Linked DNA regions of Homo sapiens: all the other regions are linked to region 7. A link is an interaction called in ENCODE POLR2A ChIA-PET data of the cell type or tissue named here. Cell type or tissue: HepG2. All regions are shown on one strand.

What was found. ChIA-PET counts read pairs that join two places held together with the same protein. Peaks named below come from ENCODE experiments on the same cell type or tissue, not always from the same donor. Only the 100,000 strongest peaks of a DNase experiment are listed, where the experiment ranks them.
Region 1: POLR2A ChIA-PET joins it to region 7 with 16 read pairs; 11 of 35 experiments call an interaction of 5 or more read pairs at or near these places.
Region 2: POLR2A ChIA-PET joins it to region 7 with 78 read pairs; 18 of 35 experiments call an interaction of 5 or more read pairs at or near these places.
Region 3: POLR2A ChIA-PET joins it to region 7 with 12 read pairs; 12 of 35 experiments call an interaction of 5 or more read pairs at or near these places.
Region 4: POLR2A ChIA-PET joins it to region 7 with 10 read pairs; 22 of 35 experiments call an interaction of 5 or more read pairs at or near these places.
Region 5: POLR2A ChIA-PET joins it to region 7 with 37 read pairs; 23 of 35 experiments call an interaction of 5 or more read pairs at or near these places.
Region 6: POLR2A ChIA-PET joins it to region 7 with 10 read pairs; 13 of 35 experiments call an interaction of 5 or more read pairs at or near these places.

The regions. Positions count from the first base shown.
Region 1 is chr19:13,002,869-13,006,868 of GRCh38, reverse strand. All of the region lies in intron 1 of NFIX (nuclear factor I X), which reads right to left. Among named protein-coding and RNA genes, the nearest start is that of NFIX, 9.4 kb to the right of the region's middle. In HepG2, no CTCF peak of the experiment used is centred here; no DNase peak of the experiment used is centred here.
Region 2 is chr19:12,984,390-12,988,389 of GRCh38, reverse strand. No RefSeq gene overlaps it. Among named protein-coding and RNA genes, the nearest start is that of NFIX, 9.1 kb to the left of the region's middle. RefSeq lists an enhancer at 3,452-3,977. In HepG2, a CTCF peak has its summit at 2,532; DNase peaks (open chromatin) are centred at 2,419 and 2,969; H3K4me3 peaks cover 2,210 bases.
Region 3 is chr19:13,160,615-13,164,614 of GRCh38, reverse strand. No RefSeq gene overlaps it. Among named protein-coding and RNA genes, the nearest start is that of IER2, 12 kb to the right of the region's middle. RefSeq lists an enhancer at 930-1,019 and a silencer at 1,290-1,689. In HepG2, no CTCF peak of the experiment used is centred here; DNase peaks (open chromatin) are centred at 584 and 1,614; H3K4me3 peaks cover 2,348 bases.
Region 4 is chr19:12,962,967-12,966,966 of GRCh38, reverse strand. No RefSeq gene overlaps it. Among named protein-coding and RNA genes, the nearest start is that of DAND5, 4.6 kb to the left of the region's middle. RefSeq lists a silencer at 1,357-1,536 and enhancers at 1,577-1,796, 1,917-1,966. In HepG2, CTCF peaks have their summits at 1,450 (motif pointing left) and 1,867; DNase peaks (open chromatin) are centred at 1,186, 1,516 and 1,856; H3K4me3 peaks cover 978 bases; H3K27me3 peaks cover 81 bases.
Region 5 is chr19:12,975,670-12,979,669 of GRCh38, reverse strand. No RefSeq gene overlaps it. Among named protein-coding and RNA genes, the nearest start is that of DAND5, 8.1 kb to the right of the region's middle. In HepG2, a CTCF peak has its summit at 1,639 (motif pointing left); a DNase peak (open chromatin) is centred at 1,679.
Region 6 is chr19:12,994,388-12,998,387 of GRCh38, reverse strand. It overlaps NFIX (nuclear factor I X), which reads right to left and starts at 2,913. Exons shown (of 11, transcript NM_001365902.3): 1 at 2,524-2,913. The coding sequence starts at 2,550. RefSeq lists an enhancer at 2,044-2,632 and a silencer at 2,807-2,966. In HepG2, a CTCF peak has its summit at 1,611; a DNase peak (open chromatin) is centred at 1,607; H3K4me3 peaks cover 1,600 bases.
Region 7 is chr19:13,058,601-13,062,600 of GRCh38, reverse strand. The region is part of intron 2 of NFIX (nuclear factor I X); the gene reads right to left. Among named protein-coding and RNA genes, the nearest start is that of LYL1, 42 kb to the left of the region's middle. RefSeq lists enhancers at 919-1,818, 1,819-2,720. In HepG2, CTCF peaks have their summits at 1,055 and 1,710 (motif pointing left); DNase peaks (open chromatin) are centred at 1,070 and 1,910; H3K4me3 peaks cover 1,152 bases.

The DNA.
Region 1 (4,000 bases), 56 kb after region 7:
AGGCAGGGCGCCAAACCAAATGCCACCAGGCTGGGCACGGTGGTTGCCAGCCTGCAGTGCCGACCCCGCCGGGCCCCAGCCCAGAGCTCTCAAGCCTGGAGCTTTGGGGGTGGAGAGAATCTGGGGCCCTGGTGGGAGTTGGGGAACCCAACAGACAAAGCCTGATACCCCCAAGCTGTGGGCAGATCCCCAAGACCCTGCAAAGATGGCGCAGCCTGGTACTGCCAGGGTGACAGGCTGGGGTAAAAATAAACCCAGCCCGCCCCGGGGGAGCTAAATTGAGGGGCCCAGGTGGAAGTGCCACTCTGGGCCACCAGCTGCCCCTGCCCCATCCCCCAGCTCAGAGCAGCAGGGTTGCGAATACCCAGTGCCCATCAAGCCCCAGTTTCTGTAAAGGAAAGGCCTCGGCCATCTTGTCCCCAGATTTTGGGCGGGCACCGTATGGCATATCCACAAATATGGATAATAGATGAGCTCAGATTGAAGAAATGACAGGCAACATGGTCTGGGCAAATGATGGGCATGCCATGCTGAGCCACACACCCTTGACCTCCAGTCTGCCCCCTGGAGAGAGAAAGGGGCCTGGTGGGCTGCACTTGAGCTATAGCAAGGCAGCGTTCAAAATCATCATCTCACCATGAGGTCTCCGTGCCCACCTCTGCTAAAACCACAGCTGCCCAGCACTCCCGAGGGCCCGGCCAGCTCTGTTCTTCCCACAGCACCTAGCGCCATCTCAAGGACTGGACACTCCCTTGTTTATCAGATTCACAGTCTGCCCTCCCACCGGGGCTGGCATCTTTGCAGATTTTGCTCCCTGCCGAGCCCCCGGGGCCTAAAACAGAGCCTGGCACCCAGGAGGTGCTTGGTAAATATTTGTCGAAGGAATGCACAGGCTCCCGGCTGCACCCCCAGCATTTGAGCTCCGGCTGGGTGCCCAGCAAGGTGTGGGAGAGGATGTTTGGACCTGCGGGGGTGAGGGCAAGCCTGGCCAGCAGGGGTGCAGAGGGGGTGAGACCACCATCCACCTTTATTCTGAGCCTTGGATGGAAGAAGATCCAAAGGTCAGAGTGGTAAGAAAGGTTCAAGGGCCAACCACTAGGGCACGTTTCAAATGGGGGCGTGGGGGTGTGCAGACCCATTTTGAAATTTGGGAAAGGCCAGAGAACAAGCTGCAATTTTGTCCCATCGGCAGGATTTAGGGTGGTGACGATCTTGAAGAAAGAGCTCCCCGCCCTTGACCCTAGCACTGGATACCTCTACTGAGTCTTGGTTTTTCATCCATAAAATCAAAGCAGGTTTTCACATCAAGCACAGTTTTAAAGCGTGTGCTGTGAACCAACTCCTCAGATCCTTACCACAGCCCTGCTTCCTAGATACAGAAATTGAGACCCAGAGAGGTTAAGCAACTTGCCTGAAGTTACACAGCTAGTGAGTGGCAGAGCCAGGAGTCAAACCCAGGAAGCTGGCTCTGCAGGCCCCACTCTCCTAATAACAGTACCTGCTGAACACAGGATTCAAGAAGACAAGCTGGGAAGGCACTTAGCAAGGGTGCAACGCAGCAAGCACACAGTTCACATTAGCTGTTGCTACGATTTTTAGGACAAACATTTATTTTGCTATTATCCTATCTTCTTCTACCATTCTGCTGACCGCTGTCTCTTCTTTCTCTGGGGTCAGAACTGGGGAGTCAAAGGCCAAAGGATTAGTGAGACAGCCCCACGGAGGACAGGAGTCTCAGAACTTAGCTTTGTTGGCCAGGCACAGTGGCTCACGCCTGTAATCCCAGCACTTTGGGAGGCCGAGGCGGGCGGATCACTTGAGGCCAGGAGTTTGAGACCAGTCTGGCCAACATGGAGAAACCCTGTCTCTACTAAAAATACAAAAATTAGCCAGGTGTGATAGTGCACATCTGTAATCCCAGCTACTCGGGAGGCTGAGGCATGAGAATTGCTTGAGCCTGGGAGGCCAAGGTTGCAGTGAGCTGAGATTGCACCACTACACTCTAGCCTGGGCAACAGAGTGAGACTGTTTAAAAAAAAAAAAAAAAAGAACCTAGCTTTGTCCCCATCCCTTCTCTCGGTGGCTGCCAGGAGCAAGGAGGTGAGGGTGGAGCCCTCGACCACGGAGTCTAGAAGACTGCGAGTGTCCTGGGCAGGGATGGGCATGTGGTTTTTCCAGGCTTTGTCTCACCCCAGGCTTCTACAAACCAGGGCAGGGATTTGGGGCTCCCAATTCTATCCTGAGAAGCTGGGGTGGCTGTAGCTGCTGCGCAAAGACAGCTGGTTGTGGCTGACAAGCAGAGGGGAGGTGCCACCAGGGCAGGTCTCAGCTCTCAGGCACCATTTCCAACCACTGCCAGGTGTGGCCCAGGTGCGAATATGTGTGGGGGTGTGGCTCTCGTCCCTGTGTGCTGGGGTAACACTGGACTGTGTACATGGCACGCCGACTGTGCCTGGGTTTGGCAGGGGAAATGGGGTATATATGCGACAATGCCTGGGTCCTAGTGAGGGAGAGTGTGTGTGTGTGACACTGTCAGCTGGCGTCTTGTTTGGGTGTGACTGTGTATGTGGGTGCATGTGTAATGAGTGTCAAGGGTTAGCTGTGCCTGTGTGTGTTACTGTGTATCTGGGGATGCATGGCAGGGTTTCCAACCTTGGCACTACTGACATTTGGGGCTGGATCATTCTTTGTGGTCGGCGAGGGTTGAGGGGTTCCATTGTAGGGGACTGAGCAGCATCCTGGGTCTCCACTCACTAAATAGCACCCCCTCCACAAGTGTGACAACCAAAAATGATTCCAGGTTGGGCATGGTGGCTCATGGCTCCCAGCACCTTGGGAGGCCGAGGCGGGAGGATCACCTGAGCCCAGGAATTCAAAACCAGCCTGGGCAACAAAGCCAGACTTCATCTTTACTAAAAATTTAAAAATTAGCTGGGTATGGTGGTGCTCGGCTGTAGTCCCAGCTACTTGGGAGGGTGAAGCGGGAGAACTGCTTGAGCCCAGGAATTCAAGACCAGCCTGGGCAACATAACCAGACTCTGTCTCTACAAAAAAATTTAAAAATTAGCCAGGTGTGGTGGCATGCACCTGTATTCCCTGCTACTCAGGAGGCTGAGATGGGTAGATCGTTTGAGCTTGGGAGGTCAGGGCTGCAGTGAGCCGAGATCGCACCACTGTGCTCCAGCCTGGGCTACAGATGACAGTCTGTCTCTAAAAAAAAAAAATGTTTCCAGACATTTCCCAATGGGTGAAATCACTCCTGGTGGGTGACACTGGGTTAGGGAGTGTGTGGGGTGTTTTGTGTGTCTGAGAGCGTGTTATTGCATGCATGTGCATGTACCTGTGTGCTTGGTGGCATGTGCGGGTGTATCGGTGCTCATGTGTGTGTTTTGGGCACTGACATTATGACTGAGTGTGTGTGCTGTGTGTTTCTAGCTGTGCCTGTGGGGCTGCATTTGACGGTGGCAGAGCCTGTGTCTGTGCTGTGTGCTTCATGGCATGTGATCGTGTGACTGCGCGTGTCCCGTGTGTCTGCACCCACATGCACGTCCCTGAGTGTGTAATGCCGCATCGATGTGTTCGGGTGTGGCCGGGTGCCTCAAGGTGTCTGTGAGTGAGGGCAAGATTCTTTGTATGGGGACGCCTGTGTCTGTTTGATTGAGGGAGGTGCAGCATGCCAGTGTGTGTCAGCGTGATTCTTTGTGCCCGCATGTGCCAGTGAGAGTGTGTGACTTTGTGTGAGATGGACCCGGAATAAACCCCCCCCCAACTCCCCAAGATGATTCGACCGAAGCCGATATTTGGACGGAACCACCTGGATAATTTGGAACCCATCCCTAGCTCCTGCCTGCCTTGGACTAAAAGGCCCAGGGGGGTCGGGTGCACCTCCATGCTGTCCTTTCCTCCAGCTTGGCTCACACAGATTCAGGTGGGGACAGACAGATCCCCGCTCTTGCCCGATCTGTGCCAGGAAGGCTGGCACTGAGCTTCAGCTGAGGGG
Region 2 (4,000 bases), 74 kb after region 7:
CTCTCACACTCACACACACATCCTCATTCAAAGTTCTTTCCCCACATTCAGCACCCCTCCTCTACACTGACAGCACCCTCCTACACACACACACACACACACACACACACACACACACACTCCCTCACTCTGCTCCCCTCCACAACTGCAATGGGAAGAATTTATGGGAAGGCAGAGGGACTGCCAGAGAGGGCAGCGCTGCCCCTCCCTCTCTCCCCCTCCCCGGGGCCCAAGTATTAGGATACACCTGGCCTTCGAGAAATCTCACGGGAGGAGGGTGCCGCCAGGGGGCTGGGCACAGCTGGCATGCCACAGCTGGAATCCCCCACATTCCTCCCTGCCAGGCTGCCCACCTGGCTGTGGCTAGCAGCAGGTGCGTTCCTACCATGCAGGTGTGTTGGGGTAGGACGAGGAGCAGGAAGCGGCAGCCAGGCCCATGGCACTACCTGGCCAGGATGCTGCGGGCAGTGTGGATGTGGGTGAGGGGAGGGCTGAAACATCTGGGCTCTGGCAGCCACATTCTGGGGCACAGAATGTGGGGCCGGGCAACGTGAGGCTCCAGGGCTGCTTGGCAACTGAGCAGGGCTCTTGGGTGAGGTGGGCAAACATCTGGCATGTAGCATAGGCAGGGAGCCAGGCCATGGGTGCTGCCAGGCTGGGAGAAAAGGGTGCTCTAGGCACCCCCAGTAGAACCTGGATATCCCCACTCCCACCAAGAGGGCCTGATGTCCCCGTACTTAGCGTGGTAGGCATGATCTGTGCTCCGGGCCTGGGGTCCTAGCCTTGAAATCACTGTCTGCCTTCCAGGGTGGTCTAGAAGCCCCTATTAGGGACTCAATTTGGGGAGTTACAGGTCGTTGCTTCTGAGGCACACCTCGAGGGACACCCACAACCACACCACACACATGTGAATGCAGACACCAGACTCTCACTATCACACTCACTCAGGGGCACCCAAACATACACAGGCACACTCAGACACACAGAAATACAGACCCTTCTCCTTCCCTCTCCCCTCCCCCCTTTTCCTCTCCTCCTCTGTTCCCACAGATAAAATCCAGAATGACACACAGACACAGGGTCACCCAGATACCATCACACACCCTTCTAGAATATCACACAGACATACAAACACACACAGTCACGCCAAAAATCCCACACAGGCCTTCCCAGAGCCACCCACAGAGTGACAGCCAGGTCATACACACAAAGACCTTCACCATCACATAGATCCCCATAGAGACCCAGACAATACACCGCGTTGCAAAGACACACACAGACGCACAGTCACATGGACTCCCAGAATCTCATGCTGAGTTACACAGGTACACACAGGCCACACTAAGTCACACAGGTTCACAAAAATCTCACACAGGACTGCATGTACCCGATGGGTCACACACGTTGATGTTCTCAAAATCATCCACAGATGTAGCACACAAAAAGTCACCAAAGGCCAGGCGCCGTGGCTCACGCCTATAATCCCAGCACCTTGGGAGGCCGAGGCGGGTGGATCGGTTGAGCCCAGGGGTTCAAGACCAGCCTGGGCAACATAGCGAGACCGTGTCTCTACAAAAAATTTATAAATTCTCCAGGCATAGAGTGTGCATCTGTGGTCCCAGCTAATCTGGTGGGAGGGTCACTTGAGTCCGGGAGGTTGAGGCTGCAGTGAGCATTCCAGCCTGGGCAACAGAGTGAGATCCTATCTCAAAAAAAGAAACAGGCCGGGCGCAGTGGCTCACACCTGTAATCCCAGCACTTTGGGAGGCTGAGATGGGTGGATCACCTGAGGTCAGGAGTTTGAGACCAGCTTAGCCAACATGGCAAAACCCCATCTCTACTAAAAATACAAAAATTAGCAGGGCATGGTGGCGCACACCTGCAATCCCAGCTATTTGGGAGGCTGAGGCAGGAGAATCACTTGAACCTGGGAGGCGGAGATTGCAGTGAGCTGAGATCGTGCCACTGCACTCCAGCCTGGGTGACAGAGTGAGACTCTGTCTTGAAAAAAAATAAAAAAGAAACAAAAAGTCACACAAAGATATCTAGATCGTGCACACACACAGGGAAACACAGACACACACTCACACTTGCCTAGGCAGCACAGCCTGGCCAGGGCCTCCTGTGGCCGTCGCTCATCTGGAGACGAAAGGGAAGGAGCTGGGGAAACGTTTCATTTGCAGCGGGCCAGCCGGAGACCCACCCGCCCTGGAAACCTGGCCCTGGCTCGTGAAAGGAGCCTCTGTGCGCTGCCGCTGGGGCCGCCAGCAATGCTCAGCCGTCCCAGGGTGTGGGTATCAGAGGGGCTGAGTCGGCCACACTGAGTTCCTGGCCAAGCCACGTATGCTGGGAACCTGGGGCCTCCAGGGCCACCCAGCCAGAGGCCAGAGTCCCCTAGACCAGAGAAGCACATCCCGCCCCACCCCCTGCTGGTCCCAGCTGCATCTAGAGGCCACTCCTCCAAACCCAGCCTATGGAGGGGAAGATGGAGGGAGGAGGTTCTGTGCCCCAGCTGGCATCAGATCTCCAGGTGTCCCAGTCTCAGGCTGACGTGCGGCCCCTGGCGAGGCAGCTGCCAATCCCATGCCAGGAGCCCCCTCACTCCAGCACCCAGCTCTCCCTGTGCAGCCTGGAAGTGAGGGTAGGACAGTCATAGCCCTTTGGTTCAGATCATCAAACACAATCACTGTCACACCTTCAACCACACAAAGATCCACGCATTCACTGCCACAGTGTCACCTGCACAGCAACACCATCACACCCTCAGCCACGCTGTCACATGAAGAACTACGGTCACACCCTTGACAATTCTGGTGACACACACCTCAGCTGCACGGTCTCACACATCCTCCCAGGAACCCCGACACTCTGACCCTCACACCACATCAACGTCACACTGGCCAGCAGAGGCACACTGATATACTCAGTCCGCATGTCCCTGCAGCTGTGCTAGCCACGTGGCCACACGGAGTCACCGCCCCACCCAGTCACAAGGAGGAAAAGCAGCTCTGACCACTGCCTCCCCAGGGTGCAGACCGCAGCTGTCCCTTGATCAAGGTTTGAACCAACCCAGTTATTCCAATAGCACAATAACACACCCTTGTTGTCACTGTGTCACAGAGCAGGCAGCCAGTAGGTACAGACCACTGGTCACAGTCACTCGAATAGCACACACTCACAGTCTCCCTGTTGCAGGTGACAGGTACACAGCTCACTCACGCTGCCACACAACGCCCACAGTCCCCAGACCAAGGAGCTACAATGCAACCGTGGGTGACAGCCTCACCACGATTACAAGGACAACCTGTCACACAACAGTCACTCTCCCAGTGCCTGTCACAACATTGAGACAGCCCCTTAGCCGTCCACACAAGCAGCCAGGCATGCTGACTGGGCCCCCACGATTGTCCCTAGGACACCCCCGCCCCCGAGTCTTGGAAACAGGGACAGACACACGCCGACACCCCCCCTCCCCTTTGCAGTCAGTACAGGAAGAGCAGGGAGGGGGACTAATGGACACGCAGCTGTTGGCAGTGGGTGCCAGCCCCCCCACCTCATGAATATTCATCAGCTGGGGCTCTCCTGAACCTGTGGGGAGTCGGAGGTCCCAGGCAGCTGGTCACCCCCTTCCGTGCCAGGAGGCCCCCAGGTGGGGGAGGGAGACTTGGCCAGGTCCCCGAAGTCCTCAGAACCCACACCCAGTTCCACACAGAAGCACACGTGAGTTTGTGAACACAGGCCCCGTGACACGCAAACAACATTCACACAAACTCACAATCACACCCAACAACACAGCCATCCACCATCACAGACACACATACACCCATACACACACTCACCAGGCATGCAAACACAGCCACACACACCACATCCAAACCATAGACACCCACCACACACACACACACACACACCAGACATGCAAACATGGTGCACAGTCACATGAACTCACAACCATACGACCACACCCAAACCACAGACACCCATCATACACATACACACA
Region 3 (4,000 bases), 100 kb before region 7:
GACCCTCTGGGGAGCCCCTTCCAAGGGGCCGTGGAGTCTCTCCAGGCTGAAGGCCAGCCCATCGGGAGAGTGTGCACAGGAAAAGGAAACCGGCTGGGTGCGGGCTGAGGAGGCACAGCTGTCACTGACGCATCTTGGGCGGGGGGCAATTTCCGAGGAGGGGCGCTCCACCTTGCCCGCCTGGTGTATGCGGGAGGGGGTCAGCCCTCCCTGCAGTCCCCATCTGGAAGCTACAAGCCTTTGATTTGGGGTTCTTAAGTAAAACTGGATCCTCTGCCTCCCTCCAGCCATGCCCCCGCTCCACCCCAAGCATCCCTGGGTCCGAAAGTTTAACATCCCACCCCTCCTCCATCTGATTTCAGATCACTCCTCCAGGTCCTAACTGTCAGCTTTTTCTGATTAACTGTGCTGGGTGGGGTGGCCTGGATTGGGGGTGGGGGGGTTGCAGGAAGGAGGAGAACTGTTGGCAATTCCCTGGGAGCCCGAGGGGGCGGGCTGGCTGAGGGTGAGCAGCTGGCAACCAGACAGGCCGAGGCCCTGGGTGGACAGGCCGAGGAGGAAATTAATTGGTGCCAGTCGGGTGGCCAGCCGGCTGGGATGACGGCACTCCCGGGGGCCCGGCCAGCCGCCGAGGTGCGGGAGAGCTGGGGGATGGGGGACAGTGAATGCTGGGATTATGTCTTAACTAAGACTCAACAGTGTACTGGGGGAGGGGCCAATTGGGCCAGGAGGCTCGAAGACAGTGCAGGGAAGGGCAGCAGGGCTAGGGCCCCTGAGGGTTTCTTCTGAGAAAGGGATTCACCAAAGGGCCAGGCGGGGAGCACGATATGGGGAGGCCTCAGCTCCTGAGCTCAGCTCACTTGGACATGTTTGGGGAGACACAAGCTCCCCTTAACACAGACCTGGGTGGGATGACCCCCTAGGCTGAGCCTCAGGAAACAGGAAAGGTCCTGGTCAGAGCGCTTCTGGACAGAGGTGGGCTTTCCTGGACAAACGTCGGGGCTCTGAACTCATCTGGACACAGGTAGAGAAGATCTGGGCTCCCCCAAACACAGGTGTGTGGATCTGAGCGCTACTAGACACGGCTGTGAGGGTTGTGGGCTCCCCTAGACACTAAAAAACCGGGGAAGGTGTAGGCTTTCCAGAACACGGCGGGTTCTGAGCTCCCCTGGACAGAGGTGTGAGGTTCGGGGCTCCCTGAATACACGTGGAGGCTTCAGCAACCCCCAACCCAAAGAGAGTAGTGTGAGCCTCAAACTCGCAAGTCTCATTACTCTTTCATTCTCTCGGCCCTTTTTCCCTGATTGGGAGCCGAACCCCCAAGGGCGGTGCAGAAGCCACGACTTCCCATTGCCTCTGACGCCCCCGGGACCTGGGCGCGACCCCCGCCTCCGCCTTCCCGCTGGGCCGCAAGCTCCGCCCCCGCCTCCCTGGGGCGGGCAGGGCGGGTCCGGAAAGGGGGCGTGGCCCGGGCAGCTGACTACGCGGGGAGTTCTTGGAAGTCGCGGGTTGCAGCGCGCGGAGACGGAGCCCGGGGAAAAGCCAAATGCGGGAGTCAATTTGCATGCACCGCCCTTGGGCGTGATAGACACAGGATGGCTCCGCCCTGCATAGTGACGACTTACCCACCTCCAACGCTCGGCCTCCCGCTCACATTTCCTTGGCAAGATCAAATCCCCACCCTGCCTGGCTAGCAACTGGGCCGCGGCGTGGCCTGCGTCGTCCCTGCCCTCGGGCGGGTGGACTTCGCCCAAGGTCCTGGAACCGGGTAAACCGGTCTGGGTGCTGCTTCTGGATTGGTCCCGACCTGTGGCCCGGCCCTTTCCCAGATCTACAGAGGCTGAACTGGGGCGCCCTTCCTTTGGGTCCTGCACGGCAGGGCAGGGCAGAGTGGGGAGGAGGCTTCGGGATAGAGGACCCGACTAGAGCTGTCCTTTACTTGCTGTCTTGCAGAGCGAAACTCTGTGGGCCTGTTTCCTCATATATACACAGTGGACGTTAAGAGGACAGATCTCAAACGAAGGTTGCAAAGGCATCATTCATTCACAAAAACCGCTTAACCATCTGCTAGACTTGGAGGCAGTAGGCTACAAGAGGAAACTAACTCAGAAACAACGGTTTAATTCTACAAAGGTAAAATTGCACTTGTGATAAGTATTAACAAAAAAAAATTTTTTTTTTTTTGAGACTGAGTCTCACTGTCACCCAGGCTGGAGTGCATTGGCGCTATCTCAGCTCACTGCAACCTCAGCCCCCCGGCCCCGGGTTCAAACGATTCTCCCATCTCACCCTTCCGAGCAGCTGGAACTACAGGTGCGCGCCACCACGCCTGGCTAATTTTTGTATTTTTAGTAGAGATGGGGTTTCACTATGTTGGCCAGGCTGGTCTCAAACTCCTGACCTCAAGTGATCCGCCCACCTCAGCCTCCAAAAATGCTGGGATTACAGGCATGAACCACCACTCCCAGCCCCGCAAAAATTTATTTTATTATTATTTTTTGAGATGAAGTCTTGCTCTGTCGCCCAGGCTAAAGTGAAGTGGCTTGACCTTGGCTCACTGCAACCTCCGCCTCCCGGGTTCAAGCGATTCTCCTGCCTCAGCCTCCCAAGAGGTGGGATACAGGCTCCTGCCACCACGCCCGGCTAATTTTTGTATTTTTAGTAGAGATGAGGTTTCACCATATTGGCCAGGCTGGTCTCGAGCTCCTGAACTTGTGATCCGCCCACCTTGGCTTCCCAAAGTGCTGGGATTACAGGTGTGAGCCACTGCGCCTGGTCTCTTTATTTTTCTTGAGACAGAGTCTTACTCTGTCGCCCAGCTGGAGTGCAGTGGTGCCATCTCGGCTCACTGAAACCTTCTCCTCCAAGGTTCCAGCGATTCTCCTGCCTCAGCCTCTGGAGTAGCTGGGACTACAGGCGCGTGTTACCATGCCTGGCTAATTTTTGTATTTTTAGTAGAGATGGGGTTTCACCTTATTGGCCAAGTTGGTCTTGAACTCCTGACCTCGTGATCCTCCTGCCTCGGTCTCCCAAAGTGTTGGCATTACAGGCGTGAGCCACCATGCCTGGCCAAATGTTTTAAATAAAGTAGCTCTTGATCCGAGTGTCAAATATAGGGGTCTTGCCTCCCATCAGAGACTGGTTAAATAAATAAATAAAAAACACCAGCCTGGGCAACATGGAAATTCCATCTCTACAAAAAAAATAAAAAATTAGCCAGGCATCGTGGTGTGTGCCTGGGGTCTCAGCTATGCTGGAAGCTGAGATGGGAGGATCCCTTAAGCACTAGACTTTGAGGCTGCAGTGAGCCTTGGATCATGCCACTACACTCCAGTCTGGGCGACAAAGCAAGACCCTGTCTCAAAAATAGATTAATTAATTAAAATAAAATAAAATAGGCCAGGTACGGTGGCTCATGCTTGTAATCTCAGCACTTTGGGAGGCTGAGGCGGGCGGATCAGGAGATCGAGACCATCCTGGACAACATGGTGAAACCCCATTTCTACTAAAAATACAAAAATTAGCTAGGTGTGATGGTGGGAGCTTGTAATCCCAGCTACTCGGGAGGCTGAGGCAGGAGAATCACTTGAACCCGGGAGGTGGAGGTTGCAGTGAGCTGAGATCGCACCACTGCACTCCAGCCTGGGTGACAGAGAGAGACTCCATCTCAAAAAATAAAAATAAAAAATAAAATAAAGCAGTCCTTAGGCCAAAAGAGGGTTAGACAGGGAACACTTCCCTGAGGATTTGCCCCTTGAGCTGAGCTGGCTTCACTAGGTGAGCAAGGAAGCTGAAAGATCTTCAGGAGGTCACGGCATATCCAAAGGCCATGTGGCTGAGAAGGCTGTGGAAGTATGAGGAACAAAAAGCAGGTCCATGTGGCCAGAGGGTGATGCATGATTCATCCAGAGATGGGATGGCCCCAGATCAAGCAGGGCCTTGCAGATCATCATAGGAGTTTGTCCCTCTTCCAGAAGCAGAATTTTCCATATTCTGGGAC
Region 4 (4,000 bases), 96 kb after region 7:
CAGCCTCCCGAGTAGCTGGGACTACAGGCGCCCACCACCACACCCGGCTAATTTTTTGTATTTTTAGTAGAGATGGGGTTTCACCGTGTTAGCCAGGATGGTCTTGATCTCCTGACCTCATGATCTGCCCGCCTCAGCCTCCCAAAGTGCTGGGATTACAGGCGTGAGCCACCGCACCCGGCCTGGCTGATTTTTAAATTTTCACAGAGACGGGATCTTACTATGTTACCAGGTTTGTCTCAAACTGCTGGCTTCAAGTGATCCTCCTGCCTCAGCCTCCCAAAGTGCTGGGATTAAAGGCACATGCCACCTTGCCCAGCTGTTTTTTTTTTTTTTTTCCTTTAACACTCAGTATAGGCCAGACTTAATCCTGAGCCCTGGTGATACAGGAGGACAAGACAGAAAATGCCATGGATTTTACACGGTGCAGAAAACAGACAATAAAAGATAATTAAGGGGCCGCACGCAGTGGCTCATGCCTGTAATCCGAGCACTTTGGGAGGCCGAGGAGGGCAGATAACTTGAGGCCTGGACAATATAGCGAAACCCCATCTCTACTAAAAAATACAAAAATTAGCCGGGCAAGGCTGGGCGTGGTGGCTCACACCTGTAATCCCAGCACTTTGGGAGGCTGAGGCGGGTGGATCAACTGAGGTCAGGAGTTCGAGACCAGTCTGACCAACATGGAGAAACCCCGTCCGTACTAAAAATACAAAATTAGCCAGGCATGGTGGCACATGCCTATAATCCCAGCTACTCGGGAGGCTGAGGCAGGAGAATCGCTTGAACCCGGGAGGCGGAGGTTGCGATGAGCCGAGATCACACCATTGAACTCCAGCCTGGACAAGAGTAAAACTGCGTCTCAAAAAAAAAAATTAGCCGGGCGTGGTGGCATGAGCCTGTAACCCCAGCTACCTCTGGAGGCTGAGGCAGAAGAATTGCTTGAACTCGGGAGGCGAAGGTTGCAGTGAGCCAGATCACACCACTGCACTCCAGCCTGAGTGACAGAGTGAGACCTTCTCAAAAATATTAATAATAATAATAATAAAGATCATTTCACAGTCTTGATTAAGAAGCTGCTAAAATGGGATGTTCCTTAGAGGCGTCAGGGCGGGGGCTTCTGTCTCCAGGGTGGTCAGGGAAGGCCTCCCCGAGTAGGTGGCATTTTTACAGACACCTGAGATGGCGCTGGAGGCGGTGGGAACAGCTTGGTGTGGGGGTGGAGGTTGGGAGTGTTAGAAGCAGATAAAGAGGGTGAGAGTCGTATCCCAGGCTTTGGGGCCCCGGAGGTGTCTGGGGGGTCCTGGCTGGATCCTGGCACCTCTATCTCGCACCCAGGTGAGGAGCTTGGAGGCCGGGGGGCCGTGGGAAGAGACCAGGCCAGCCTTTCCCGCGCCCTCCCCTCCACGGAGCTGCGAGTGCGATGCGGCGTGCTCGCCCTCTGGCGGCGGCTCCCGGGACTGTGCGGCGGCCGCGCCCAGGACACCCGCCTCCCAGAGGCCAAGCCTGGAGGGGCGGGCGTGCTTCCCACCCAGCTCTGCTACATCCCAGCTCCTGACTGTCCCCCAACCTGCCCTTCTGCTGTCCTCTAGACACAGTTAAAGGCAGCTCTGTCCTGCCAGGTGCTAAGGCTCCAAACTTTGGAGAGCACCTTTGACCTATCTCTTTCTCTAACACCCATCCCCGCCCCCAATCTTATATGACAGTAACTCCGGTCAGCTCCAGAATCTACCCAGAATCCGCCCGCTTCTCACCCACTCCTTGTCCCCCTACCTGGATCAGTGCAGTCGCTTCCTTCCAGGTCTCCCAGTTCCCGCCCTGGCCACCGGCCCCCCACAGTTTATTCCCCCCACAGCGGCCAGAGGGCGCCTGTGAGCACCTGAGTCAAGACTGGTCCCTGTGATGAGAACCTTCCATGGCTCTCATCTCCCTCAGAAAAAAGCCTCAGGAGGAGGCCCACAGTGTGACAGTAATTACTAGAAACAATCTGGTAATTTGATTCTATGCTACTTTATTTCACTAAGAATAAACACCTGAGGATGGGCACAGTGGCTCACGCCTGTAATCCCAGCACTTTGGGAGGCCAAGGTGGGTGGATCACGAAGTCAGGAGAACGAGACCATCCTGGCTAACACGGTGAAACCCCGTCTCTACTAAAAAAAAAAAAAAAAATTAGCCAGGTGTGGTGGTGGGCACCTGTAGTCCCAGCTACTTGGGAGGCTGAGGCAGAAGAATGGCGTGAACCAGGGAGGCAGAGCTTGCAGTGAGCTGAGATTGCACCACTGCACTCCAGTCTGGGTGACAGAGCGAGACTCCATCTCAAAAAACAAACAAACAAAAAAAAAGGAATAAAAACCAGGCTGGTCACAGTGGCTCACGCCTGTAATCCTAGCACTCTAGGAGGCCAATGCAGGTGGATCACCAGGTCAAGAGTTCAAGACCAGCCTGGCCAACATGGTGAAACCCTGTCTCTACTAACAATACAAAAATTATCTGGGCGTGGTGGCGTGTGCCTGTAATCCCAGTTACTCCGGAGGCTGAGGCAGGAGAATTGCTTCAACCTGGGAGGCAGAGGTTGCAGTGACTTGAGATTGCACCACTACACTCCAGCCTGGATGACAGAGCAAGACTCTGTCTCAGCGGGGAAAAAAAGAATAAAAGCCTCAGCACTTCGGGAGGTGGAGGTGGGCAGATCACTTGAGGCCAGGAGTTTGAGACCAGCCTGGCCAACATGGCGAAATCTCATCTCTACTAAAAATACAAAAAAAAATTAGCTCGGCGTGGTGGTGCACACTCCTGATCTCAGGTGATCCACCCACCTTGGCCTCCCAAAGTGCTGGGGTTACAGGCGTGAGCCACTGTGCCCGGTCGTACTCCCAGTTACTTGGGAAGCTGAGGCAAGAGAATCGCTTGAACCTAGCAGAGGTTGCTGTGAGCCAAGATCGTGCCACTGCACTCCAGCCTGGATGACACAGTAAGATTCTGTCTCATAAAAAGAAGAAGAAAGAAGAAAGAAGAAGAAGGAGAAGAACAAGAAGGAGAAGGAGAAAGAGAAGAAGAAGGAGAAGGAGAAGAAGGAGAAGAAGAAGAAGAAATGCTGTACACCCATGTTCATAAGATCATTATTCACAATAGGCAAAAATTGGAGACAGCTCAAATGTCCACGTACAGATAAATGGATAAACAAAATGTAGACCATTCTTTTTTTTTTTTCTTTTGGAGACGGAGTCTCGCTCAGTTGCCCAGGCTGGAGTGCAGTGGTGCAATCTCGGCTCACTGCAAGCTCCGCCTCCCAGGTTCACGCCATTCTCCTGTCTCAGCCTCCCGAGTAGCTGGGACTACAGGTGCCTGCCACCACGCCCGGCTAATTTTTTGTATTTTTAGTGGAGACGGGGTTTCGCCATGTTAGCCAGGATGATCTCGATCTCCTGACCTCATGATCTGCCTGTCTCGGCCTCCCAAAGTGCTGGGATTACAGGCGTGAGCCACCGTGCCTGGCCGCTTTTTTTTTCTTTTTTTTCGAGACGAAGTCTCACTCTGTCACACAGGCTAGAGTGCAGTGGCGCTATCTTGGCTCACTGCAACCTCCACCTCCTGGGTTCAGGCGATTCTCCTGCCTCAGCCTCCTGAGTAGCTGGGATTACAGGCACGCACCACCACGCTCGGCTAATTTTTGTCTTTTTAGTAGAGACAGCGTTTCACCACAGGCTGTTCTCGAACTCCTGACCTTGTAATCCGCCTGCCTCGGCCTCCCAAAGTGCTGGGATTACAGGCATGAGCCATCGTGCCCAGCCTAAAATGTGGTCCATTCTTTCAGCCTGACATCTGCAATTGGGAAAAAAAAAATGTGGTCCATTCATACAATGGAATAGCATTCAGCCTTAAAAAGGAAAAAAAAAATTTTTTTTGAGACAGTCTCGCTCTGTCACCCAGTCTGGAGTGCACTGACATACTCACAGCTCACTGCAGACTTCACCGCCCAGGCTCAATTGACCTCCCA
Region 5 (4,000 bases), 83 kb after region 7:
GAATTACAGGCATGAGCCACTATGTCCAGCCATATTTATTTATTTTTGAAACAAAGTCTTGCTCTGGTACCCAGCCTGGAGTGCAGTGGCACAATCATAGCTCACTGCAGCCTTGAACTCCTGGGCTCAAGTGATCCTCCCACCTCAGCCTCCTGAGTAGCTGAGACTACAGGTGCATGCCACCATGTTCCGCTAATTTTTTAAATTTTTTGTAGAGACAGGGTCTTGCTATGTTGCCCAGGCTGGTCTTGAACTCCTAGGCTCAAATGATCCTCCCACCTTGGCCTCCCAAAGTGCTGGGACACTGCTTCTTTTTTTTTTTTTTTTTGAGACAGAGTCTCGCTCTGTCACCCAGGCTGGAGTGCAATGGCGCATGATCTCAGCTCACTACAACCTCTGCCTCCCAGGTTCAAGCGATTCTCCCACCTCAGCCTCCCTAGTAGCTGGGATTATAGGCACACACCACCATGCCTGGCTAATTTTTGTATTTTTAGTAGAGACACTGTTACACCATGTTGGCCAGGCTGGTCTTGAACTCCTGACCTAGGTGATCTGCCCGCCTCAGCCTCCCAAAGTGCTGGGATTACAGGTCCTGCACCCAGCCAGGACACTGTTTCTGACACTCCAGGACACCGTCACCCAGTGACACTTCCCCTAGATGGTCCCAGTCATACCTATGGATACCTATAGATTCCTAGTGACACAATCATAGACGCAGACACATGAATATGACATGGACACGGACTCATACAAGGGCTCCTGGTGACATCTCCCAGTTATAGACACAACCGTGTAGGTGCACTGTCTCATGAGGACCTTATCAGACATGTGAATACAGTGAGTGGTGGCCACACACCATCCAACACACAGGTTCACATTTTTGTTGTCGTTGTTGTTGTTTTGTTACATAGATGAGGGCTTGAACGCCTGGCCTCACTTTTTTTTTTTTTTTTTTTTTTTTGAGACGGAGTCTTGCTCTTGTTGCCCAGGCTGGAGTGCAGTGGCACTATCTCAGCTCACTGCAACCTTCGCCTTCTGGGTTCAAGCAATTCTCATACCTCAGCCTCCCAAGTAGCTGGGATTACAGGCACGCGCCACCACGACAGGCTAATTTTTGTATTTTTAGTAGAGACGGGGTTTCACTATGTTGGTCAGGCTGGTCTCGAACTCCTGACTTCGTGATCCGCCCGCCCGGCCTTGGGCCTCACTTTCTTATGCGCCAGGACAACAGGCCTGAGCCACCGCGCCTCCCAGGCTCACACTTCTTAGCAATGCTGTCATATGTGGCCACTCCTGATGAATGGTGCACCCTCGCCTTCACACCTGGACACGTTTTCAGACACTCATTGTCACCCTCATGGACACACATGGCTTCAACCCTGGGTCTGACCTACTCACTGGGCAGGCACCTTGTCCCACGGTACTGTTCAGAACACTGTGGGGGTGCTCAGTCCAGTTCTCCACGTTTGAGTCAGTGGGGGCTGACAGATTTCAGGTCCCAGCAGAGACTGGGATGGAAGTGGGGGAAAGTGATGTCCAGCCCCTGGTCCTCCTGAAAGGGCTGAGTCCAACTGGGCCACAGTGGTCCCAGACTCCTCCTCCAGTCGGGCAGCTTGGACCAAATGTAGACCAAGGGTGTCCCCTGGTGGCCATAGGTGGTCTCTGCACCCATCCATGGAGGGACGACAGGCAGCCGCCCAGTTGCTGAACTTGGAGCTGTGGACAGAGAGGACACAGAGCACACAGGCCCAGAGACTGAAGTCCAGAAGCAGGAACGCAGATACAGAACTAAGAGCCGGTAATCCAGATCCCAGGACCCAGGATCAGCATCTAGAGTCCAATCATACCGGGCTGGGCACGGTGGCTCATGCCTGTAATCCCAGCACTTTGGGAGGCCAAGGCAGGCAGATCACTTGAGGTCAGGGGTTCGAGACCAGCCTGACCAACATGGCGAAACCCCGTCTCTACTAAAAATATAAAAATTAGCTGGGTGTGGTAGTGGGCACCTGTAATCCCAGCTACTCAGGAGGCTGAGGCAGGAGAATCGCTTGAACCTGGGAGGCGGAGCTTGCAGTGAGCTGAGATTGCGCCACTGCCCTCCAGCCTGGGCAACAGAGTGAGACTCCATCTCAAAAAAAAAAAAAAAAGATTCCAATCATACCAAGATCTATACTCCAGATCCACGAACTCAGCCAGGCGTGGTGGCTCACAGCTATAATCTCAGCATTTTGGGAGGCCAAGGCGTGAGGATCACTTGATGCCAGGAGTTTGGGACACGATAGGCAACATAGCAAGACTTTATCTCTACAAAAAACTTAAAAATTAGCTGGGTGTAGTGGCACATGTCTGAGGTTGCAGTGAACTATGATGGTGCCACTGAAACCATACTCCGGGATTCAGATTCCAAAAATCTAGATCCTATTGCTCAAAACTAGAATCCACCAGACCCAGAATCTAGCTCCAAGAATTTAGAATCCAAAGGCTACCTTACAAAATTGAGAGCTTTCTTTCTTTTTTTTTTTTTTTTTTGAGACAAGGTCTGGCTCTATCACCCAGGCTGGAAAGCAGTGGCACAACCTTGGCTCACTGCAACCTCTGCCTCCCAGGCTCAAGCCATTCTCCCACCTCAGCCTCCTGAGTAGCTGGGGTTCCAGGTACACACCACCATGCCCAGCTAATTTTTTTTTTTTTTTTTTTTGAGATGGAGTCTTGCTTTGTCGCCCAGCCTGGAGTGCAGTGTCGCCATCTTGGCTCACTGCAACCTCCGCCTCCTGGGTTCAAGCGATTCTCCTGTCTCAGCCTCCCAAGTAGCTGGGATTACAGGCACGCGCCACCACGCCTGGCTAATTTTTATATTTTTAGTAGAGACGGGGTTTCGCCATGTTGGCCAGGCTGGTCTTGAACACCTGATCTCAGGTCATCCACCCGCCTCAGCCTCCCAAAGTACTGAGATTACAGGCATGAGTCACCACGCCCGGCGCCCAGCTAATTTTTAATATATTTTTGTGGAGACATAGTTCTGCCATTTTGGCCAGGCTGGTTGCGAACTTGTGAGCTCAATGAATCCACCTGCCTTGGCCTCCCAAAGTGCTGGGATTACAGGCGTGAGACTCCTCACCCAGCCAAAATCCAGATTCTTAAGCCGTCCTCAGAGCCCTCCAGATCACAGCCACGTAGCAGGAGTTGGCGAAGATAGAAACAAAGGGATAGCTGAGGAGCTCAGCAGTACTGCACATGGCCTCTCCCAAAGCTGATACCCCTCCCAACCTACCCCTGTGCATTTACACACACACACACACACACACACACACCCCATCAGGTTGGGTGTGGTGGCTCACGCCTATAATCCCAGCACTTTGGAAGGCCAAACCAGAAGGATGGCTTGAGCCCAGGAGTTCGAGACCAGCCTGGGCAACACAGTGAGACCCTGTCTCTACAAAAAAATAAACAAAATTAGCTGGGCGTGGTGTCATGAGCCTGTAGCCCCAGCTACTCGGGAGGCTGAGGAGGGAGGATCACTTGAGCCCAGGAGTTTGAGGCTGCAGGGATCGGGCCATGATCACTCCAGCCTGGGTGACAGGGCGAGACCCTGACTCAAATAAGAATAATAATTAATACTACTAATAAAAGAAAAAGACACACCATCATCCAAAGAGACACCCTCCTCCATACGTTCTTGTCCCAGCATGCAGATGCACGAACATCTGTGCACCCACAAAATCTCAGAGCTCCGCCCCCAGCCAGCCCACCAAACTCCTAGACACACAGCCACCATGGAGACACACACAAACCTATGATTTCCAGCCCTGCACCCGGACACACTTTAAGAATTGTGGAGACTGGGATGGGTGTGCACACACACACACATACACACACAGACATAGTCCCCTAAGAAGCTCCACGCCTGGCAGCCACGCAGCCCCTGGGAAGGGTACCCCAGGGATGGGGTTCACCGTGCAACCCCGTGCCCACCCCAGCCGTCCCCCGCCTGGCCGGCTGG
Region 6 (4,000 bases), 64 kb after region 7:
TTATTGACTTTAAAATCGAAGCCAATTCTGGTTTGAAAAAAAGAAAAGGGAGAGAGAGAGAGGGAAAGAGAGAGAGGCAGGCCAGAGAGACAGAGAGAGAGAGAGTCCGAGACGCCAGTGGAGGGGGGAGCAGAGATGGGGCCAAAACTGGAATCAGAGACAGAGACAGTCAGAGACATACAAAAGGACAGAGATGGAGAAAGAGAGATGGAAAAGGGCAGAATACACCAGAGACCGATAAAAACAGACCGAGAAAAAGACAGCAAAGGAAAGAGGTTGTCATAAAAACAGAGACCAGCGGGGCAAACCATGGAAGCAGAAAGATTTGTAAAAACAGAGATGTGATTGTTAGGGAGGGGCAGGCCAGACCCCACTGACCAGCCGACAGCAGCCACCTGCCCAGAGCTGAAGGGTTTCCCTGCCCACCATGAAGGGCTGGCAGCCTGGAGACACCATGCCCACTCCCCTCTCCAGCCATCCTGGCACACTGGAACTGTCGTAACCTGGGCCTACAATCACACAGAGCCAAGCACCGGCCATCGCCCTGGGTCTCGCAGCCGCCCCAGCCCCTTCCTAGCCATGTCACCGGCGTATCCACAGGCATTTTCTCTCCCAGGGTGCTGTGAAATCTGAGGGGCTGGTGTCTCACCCAAGCCATGGGGGAGCAGGCTCAGATGTCTGGCGTGCTTGGCATGGGAGGCCGGGCTGGCAGCCTGGTGGGCAAGGGGCTGCTTGAGCGTGGGGTCTTGGTTCCACTAGGCCCCAAACATCGGCCACACAGCCCAGCCAAGTGTAGCACCAAAGAGGCCCAGCTCAGACACCGCTGGGTAGGCAGTTGTTGTGAGGGGCGCCCAACATGGAGTGGCCGTGGAACTGGAGGTGCAGATGTGGGGGTTCCCCACACTGCCATGGTGCTCAGGGTGCCTGCTCACACCTGCATGCACACTGCAACATGTATGCATGCCGGTGCGCCCTCGCCAACACGTACTTGGGCCTGCTTTCTACAGGAAAACCCGCTCCCTGGGCCACACACACGGCCATGCCACGCAGGCCTGCCCATGGCCGGCCCACAGGGGCTACACACAGACTCTAGATTGATTCACACTTGCATACACTCTCACCTGTGCATACAGGAGTGTGGTGTAGCCACAGCTGACACACACCCCGACAAACCCCTCGCCCCTTGACACCACTGCACACTCCCGGTAGGACCCAGACAAAGTAGGAGCCATACCCATGTGGACTGCCACTGTAAGCTGTGGACACACTTGGCACATGGCTGACAAGGATCAGGCTGGGCAGAGGGGACAATTAGGGCCTGGCCTAGAGAACCCCCACATGCAGGCCTGGCTGGCAGCAGGGCTAAGCAGCCCCTAGATGTCCCCTCTTCGGAGACTGTTACCAGCTGTGGCTTGGCCCTGCAGGCAACGCTGTCAGGGCCACTGTGGGACTCTGGGCAGCTTCTGTGCCCTCTTAGAGCCTCAGGCCACAGCCCAGGGAGAGTTGGGTGGCCCGACAGGCATCCTCGAAGCTTTTGCCGCAGCCGTGCGCCGCGCAGGGAACTTCGCTGCAGGCGGGACGCGCTCTAGCAACGCGCCAAGGTCGGCGCTGTTGTGCCCGAGGCTGACCCGACGGTGTGGCCGCAGCACTGTCGGCTGTGTCCACGGCTGCCTCCCGCCCCTCCCGCCTCCAGGCGACGGGACGGGATTCCCCAGGCCTGCCGGGTCCACTCCGCAGCAGCCCGGGTCGCTGGGGCCAGAAAGTTTGCGCCGAGGAAAGTTTGGGGGTGGGGGGGCAGAGGCTGCGACGTCCGGGGTCGGAGAGGCGCGGCCACCGCTGGCAGCGCGCCCGCCCCCCTCTCCCCTCCCCTGCCCCTCCGAAATTTGGGAGCCCCGCCATTTTCTTAGCCCCGCTCCCATGTGAGGCCTAAACAAAGACTTTGGGGAGACGCCCGGGCCGCTCGGCCCACCCCAGGCACCCCGGCCGCACGCAAGGGCCGCCGCCACGCACGCCGGCCACTGCCACCCTCGGGAACCGCTGCGCCCTCCCCAGGAAGCGTCGCGGGACCCAGTGTCCCCTCTGCGCCCTCGGGACCACCCTCTTGCCACTCTGTCAACCCCGCAAACACTGCCAGCGACCACGCTGCCCGGGTGCGCGCTACAGTAGCCCACAGGTCAGCCGGAGTCCCGCTGCCCATCGCACCCCAGTCGAGCGCGCACACACACACACACACACACACACACACGTACACGCACTCCCGCCTGCGCTCCACGGGCAGCGCCACGACGCAGCTGGCCACCCCCGGAACCCCCAAAAGGAGTCCGCCCGGTGGCCAGGGTCGCACGCGCACGGTGACGCCCGCACGCGTGCCTGGGCTCCCCGCGGCACAGCCTGCACCCCTCGGCGGCCCGCGGGCTCTCGGCCCCCCCTTCCCGGCCGCCGCGCGTCCCCTCCGCCCGCGCCGCCGGCCGGCCTCCCGCGCCCGCTCCCCTCCCCCGGTCGCGCGGGGGCGGCGGCCGGTACCTGGGTGAGGCAGTACGGGGAGTACATAGCTGGGCGCCCGGGCGGGAGCGCGGCGGCCGGCCGCGGCGAGGGGAGGCCCGGCAGGCGGCGGCCGCGCTCGGGCTCGGGCTCCGGCTCGGCTCCTCCGGCCTCCGCCGCGCTGCGCCCGCCCGGCCCGCGGCCCCGCGCTCGGCCCGGCGCCGCTCCGCGCTCGCCGCTCGCAAGCTCGGCCCCGCCGGCTCCGGGGCCGCCGCTGCCGCCGCCGCCGCCGCGCTCGCCGCTGCCTCTCGCGTCCGCCGCCGCCGCCGCTGCCGCCGCGCGTCTACTCCATGCCGCCGCCGCTCGGCCGGTCACCCTCGCCCGCCGCCGCCGCCGCCGCAGCCGCCGCGCTGTGAAAGTGAAAGTTTAGACAAAGTTTGGAAGCGGCGCACTCCGGGGAGAGGGAGCGGGCGGGCGGCGCGGGCGGGAGGAGGGGCGCGGGGAGGGGCGGGCAGGGCGGGGGAGCGGCGGCCGGCGCACACACACAAGCACACACATGCACACACACACACGAACACACGCACACGCGCGCGCGGGGGCGCACACCGACGCGGCCGCCCTGACACGTGCTGGCCCGCGTTCCAGCGCAGACACACGCTGACACGCAGCGGGACTCGGACCCCGCCACACATGTCACGTCCAGAACGCCTGGCCACACGTTCCGCCTTCGAACACAAAGCACACTCGGACACCAGTGCACACAAGGCACAGACACACAACCCCTACACACGGGCACACACACACAGCAGTCTGGGAAAACACCCACGACCCACGCTCTGACATGCACCGTCCCACCATGGTATCCAGGCACACAACAAGGAACCGCGTATAGACATACACCAAAGCAGGCGTCACGTAGACACACACTGATATACACGAAGACACACCAGTGCATGACACATAGAGATGCACACTGATGCACACACACTGACGCATGTTCCTGCAGAACACAGACACATGCAAGATCACACAGCCACACGCTGACACCTTCCAGACACACAATTCCTACACGCAGACACATACACAACACACACACATCGCAGTGCCAGAACACACTGGCAGTTGTGGCAGTACACCCCGATGTACAGAATGACACTGATGATTGAGAGGCCGAGGCCAGTGGATTGCTTGAGCTCAGGAGTTCAAGACCAGCCTGGACAACATGGCAAAACCCCTCTCTACCAAAAATACAAAAATTAGCTGGGTGTGGTGGTGGATGCCTGTGGTCCCAGCTACTTAGGAGGCTGAAGTGGGGGGATCCCTTGAGCCCGGGGAGGTCAAGGGTGCAGTGAGCCATGATAGTGCCATTGCACTCCAACCTGGGTGACAGAGCAAGACCCTGTCTGAAAAAAAATAACTAAATAAATAAGATGACACTAATGAAGGGAAGATACACAATGTCACATAAACACACACCAAACACCTGGAAGTGAATGCAAAGGACCCCAATACAAAGAGA
Region 7 (4,000 bases):
TCTGGAAGGCATGAGAGCCCCAGAGACCTGGCCACCAGGCCACTCAGGCCAGGAGGTCCTGACCAGGAACACCCCACTAGACCATCAGCCCCTTGAGGACAAGCCCTCTCTGTTGGTTTTGTTTGCTGCTACATCCCCCACATCTCAAAGCACAGCTGCAGTGGATGATAAGACTCCAAAGAGACCCTTCTAGATCCTTCTTCAAACCATGGCTACACTGACCACCCAGGGAACAGAGGCACCAGCTAGCTGACATCTTCCCCCTCCTGAAGAAAGAATAGCTTTCTTGCAGCCCAACCACCGACACTCATGTCCAGTGAATTAATGTGGAAACCCTGATGCTGCTAATCTTCCTGCAAAGCCGAGCTGGTTCCAGACACAGGACTGAACATACTTGCACCATACTCAAGGGCTGGAATGACCAGAGGAAGGAACTGGAGCCTCACTGAGAACAGCACAGCAGGGGAAGGCAGAGCACTCTCTCGCAGGCCTGCTCTTCTCCTTGCCCTGGAGACCCGAAGGCAGCCACTGTCCAGAGCTGTCCAGAGGAAATACGAGGAATCTGGGCCTTTGACTGCAAATTTCCAGCTTGGAGCCCTAAGAGCCTGGGCAGGGATGGGTTGAATAGGACGGCACCGAGTGCTGCATAGAGCCCTGGGCCTGGAATCAGAAGCCTAGGCTCCAAATCCTAGACTTGCTGCTGTTAGACCTCCAGTGTGTCTCTCCTGCTTCTTGGTGCAACACAACCAAGACCTGCTCAGCAACATGAGATGTGAGTGGGGATTTTTACAGATTTTTTTTTAACATATTTTAACTTTGAGTTTTATATACTATAAAGTACCAAGCTTGCATAAGGACAGCAAAGGCTGCTGAAGGAACAAAGTGACACTGATCCTCCGACTGACAGCTGCCAAATTCCTCATTCATAGCTCCCTGAAGGACCAAAAAGAGGTTTTCCCCAGGCTGCCGAGCAGCACGGCTCAGGGAGCGGCGCGGCTCAGGAAGCGACGCGGTTCAGGGAGCGAAGCGCTGCACTCCTGGACGCCATAGCTAGGTGGCGCAGCGAGTTAACACTAGCTGCCCTCCGAGGGCTGCGGCGGGGCGCGGCCAGCGACCGGCCCAGAGCTCCAGGGGATGTGGTTCCCTCTGCATACCCAGGGGGTCCCAAGAGGAAGGAGAAGAACCCACTCAGGCCCAGGCCACTGGGACCCTGGTTTATGCACCAAGGAAGGAGCTGCCCGTGGCAGCGGCTCCTGTTGCTGTCGCTGCCAAACACATCCCGTGATATGAGGGCCGAGTTTCCCGTTCGCATTGATTAGGAACAGCTTGCGGTGCATGGGCCGGATGGAAAGGGGACTGCGAAATGGGTGGGCGAATAGAAGGCGGGGGACCTGCCAGGTGCATAGCTTGACTGGGGGTTATCCAGTGAGCCCGGTCCCACCCTGTGTGGCTGCCGCTCTGAATCCTGCCTGCTTCTTTCAGAACGGAGCTGCCCTCGATTTGGGGGGGAGGGGGGGGTCTAAGGCCACGTGACTCCCGGAGTATTCCTAACGCACCCAGGATGCCCTCACCTTTTGGCAGTGCAGACTTGTCTCTGCAATTGGTAAACACTTGAAAAGGAAGATCTCTACCCCATCCCCATAAAAAGTGAAAAAATGGAGAATAAAAGTCAGAGATCAGGAACCAGAGACAGAAATGGAGAAAAGTCAGGAAGAAAAAAAAAATCAGCGCCCTCTGCAGTGGCGGCAGCAGCCGGGCGGGCACACCCTCCCGGGCGGGCGTGGAGAAAGGCCCCTTTGTTCCGCTGGGAGGTTAGCCGAGGTGAGGCCGACCCCCCCATCCCCCTGACCCTGGGCAGTGCAGATCGCTTCACAGGGCCCCAGACTGGGCCTGGTTGCTTCCCTGGCCCCGCAATCCTCAGGCCCCAGAGCAAAACAGTCTAGCTGGCTGTGCGAGGGCTGCTCCCTACCCCCCCGCCTTGCCAGGCACCAAGGGTCACACATGTAGGGCTGGACTGGGCTCCTCCAACAGGTCCTTGGACACCCATACTACCAGCCATTAGCAGCTTACCCAGGCTTCTCCTAAGCTATAGGTTTCGGGGTAGATTCTGCACACAGCAGGCGCCCCACAAAGTTGTGGTCAGAGGGTGCAGCACAAGCTGGGAGCTGATGCCCCAGGAGGCAAGGCTGGCTGACCACGCCCCTCCCACCCACAGTGAGGCTCCCGGGCTCTCTCCTTCACCCGTTCCAGATATAGGCCCTTTCCAATGGCCTCAGGCTCTGGGCCAGGAATGGCCCATCCAAGGCTTCCTCAGAGTGGGGGCTGGGCTCTGTACTAGGTCCCTCTGAGAGGTGGGGACTGAGTTCATCCACTCTGTTCTCCAAGGAGCAGCCAGAGTGGAATTACCTGTCCCTAGTAAAGGGGAGCTGAGAACAGGCTTACTCCCACCCCAGAGCCTGCCAAAGCAGAGGCTGAAGTGGAGGGAAGAAATGGAGGCCAAAAGCGTTCCTCTTGGCCGGGTGCGGTGGCTCATGCCTGTAATCTCAGCACTTTGAGAGGCTGAGGCGAGTGGATCGCCTGAGCTCAGGAGTTCGAGACCACCCAGGGCAACAATGGTGAAACCCCGTCTCTACTAAAAATACAAAAAAAATTAACCGGGTGTGGTGGCACATGCCTCTAGTCCCAGCTACTTGGGAGGCTGAGGCAAGAGAATCGCTTGAGCCCCAGAGGCAAAGGCTGCAGTGAGCCGAGATCGCACCACTGCACTCCAGCTTGGGATACAGAGTGAGACTCCGTCTCAAAAAAAAAAAAAAAAAAAAAAAAGAATTCTAATTAAATCAAATTAGAAAAAAAAAAAAAAAGCATCCCTCTTGCCCTGCAGCACACCCCATCTGCTGGCACCACTCCCCCAATCATTATGGCTCCTGGCCACTCCAGTAGGGTTCCCCAAAGTCCTTAGACCAGACTCTCCACCTTTTAAAGCCAGGTGGCTTACACTTGGCCAAGAAGTGTGTCCACTTTCCAACCAGTGGCAAGCAGCCTCCAGCTCCCACTCCAAGAATGGGCAGCAGAAAACCTGGAAGGAGGGATTTGCCTGGACTGTTCTATTCTGACAGTCCCCTGGCCTCACGCTGGGGGTACCTCCTCCTCAGGAGGCCCTAACCTCCCACTAGCTCCCAGAATGCAAGTGGGAGAAGGGAGGAGGAATACACTGGGTGTCCCCAGCCTCCCCAGGCCCTGTGCTGGGGGGCTCTGGCCTAGGAAGTAAAAGGAGAGAGAAGGGGAAGGGGAGAGGCGACAGGCGCAGACCCAGCCACCTGCCCACAGGGAGCAGCAGCGGCTGGAATTACAGGGAGACTGAACCATCAGCCCTTGAAACGGCTGCAAGAGGCTGCAGCTCAGATACACAATGTCCTGCCAAACCCCAGTCCTTTAATTCAATTAAGTATGGGACAGACTTCCCAGATTTGTCTATGTGTGTGAGTGCATGTGAAAATCCCGATGTGCACGAATCCCGGGATCTATGCGCTTGTGTGCACGTGCATGTGGATGTGTGAATCCTAATGGTGGAGGACTAAGATGAGAGGAGGCAAATGAGGATGGGGGATGGGACAAGAGAAAGGTGAGACGGTGGCTCCGGGGAAGAGTGGGGACCTACATCTTCCTGGAGGGACCAACTCCAGACCAGGGTTCTCAACCCCCACACCCTGGGGATTGGGGCTGTTTCATTCACTCAGTCTAGCTCTTTTCTCAGACCTACCCCTCCCCACCTTGCCTGTCTGGCCCCCAGAAGGAGGCTCAGCAATGGTTTCATAAAGCTGGGTACGTTTCATGTGCTCCTGTACTTCTCTCCCTGCAGTATCCGGGCCCTGAGCTTTTTTTCTTTTCTGTTTCTTTTTTGCTTTTTTTGAGACAGGGTCTTGCTCTGTCACCCAGGCTGGAATGCAGTGGTGCCATCATAGCTCACTGCAGCCTCAAACTCCTGGGCTTAAGGACCCTC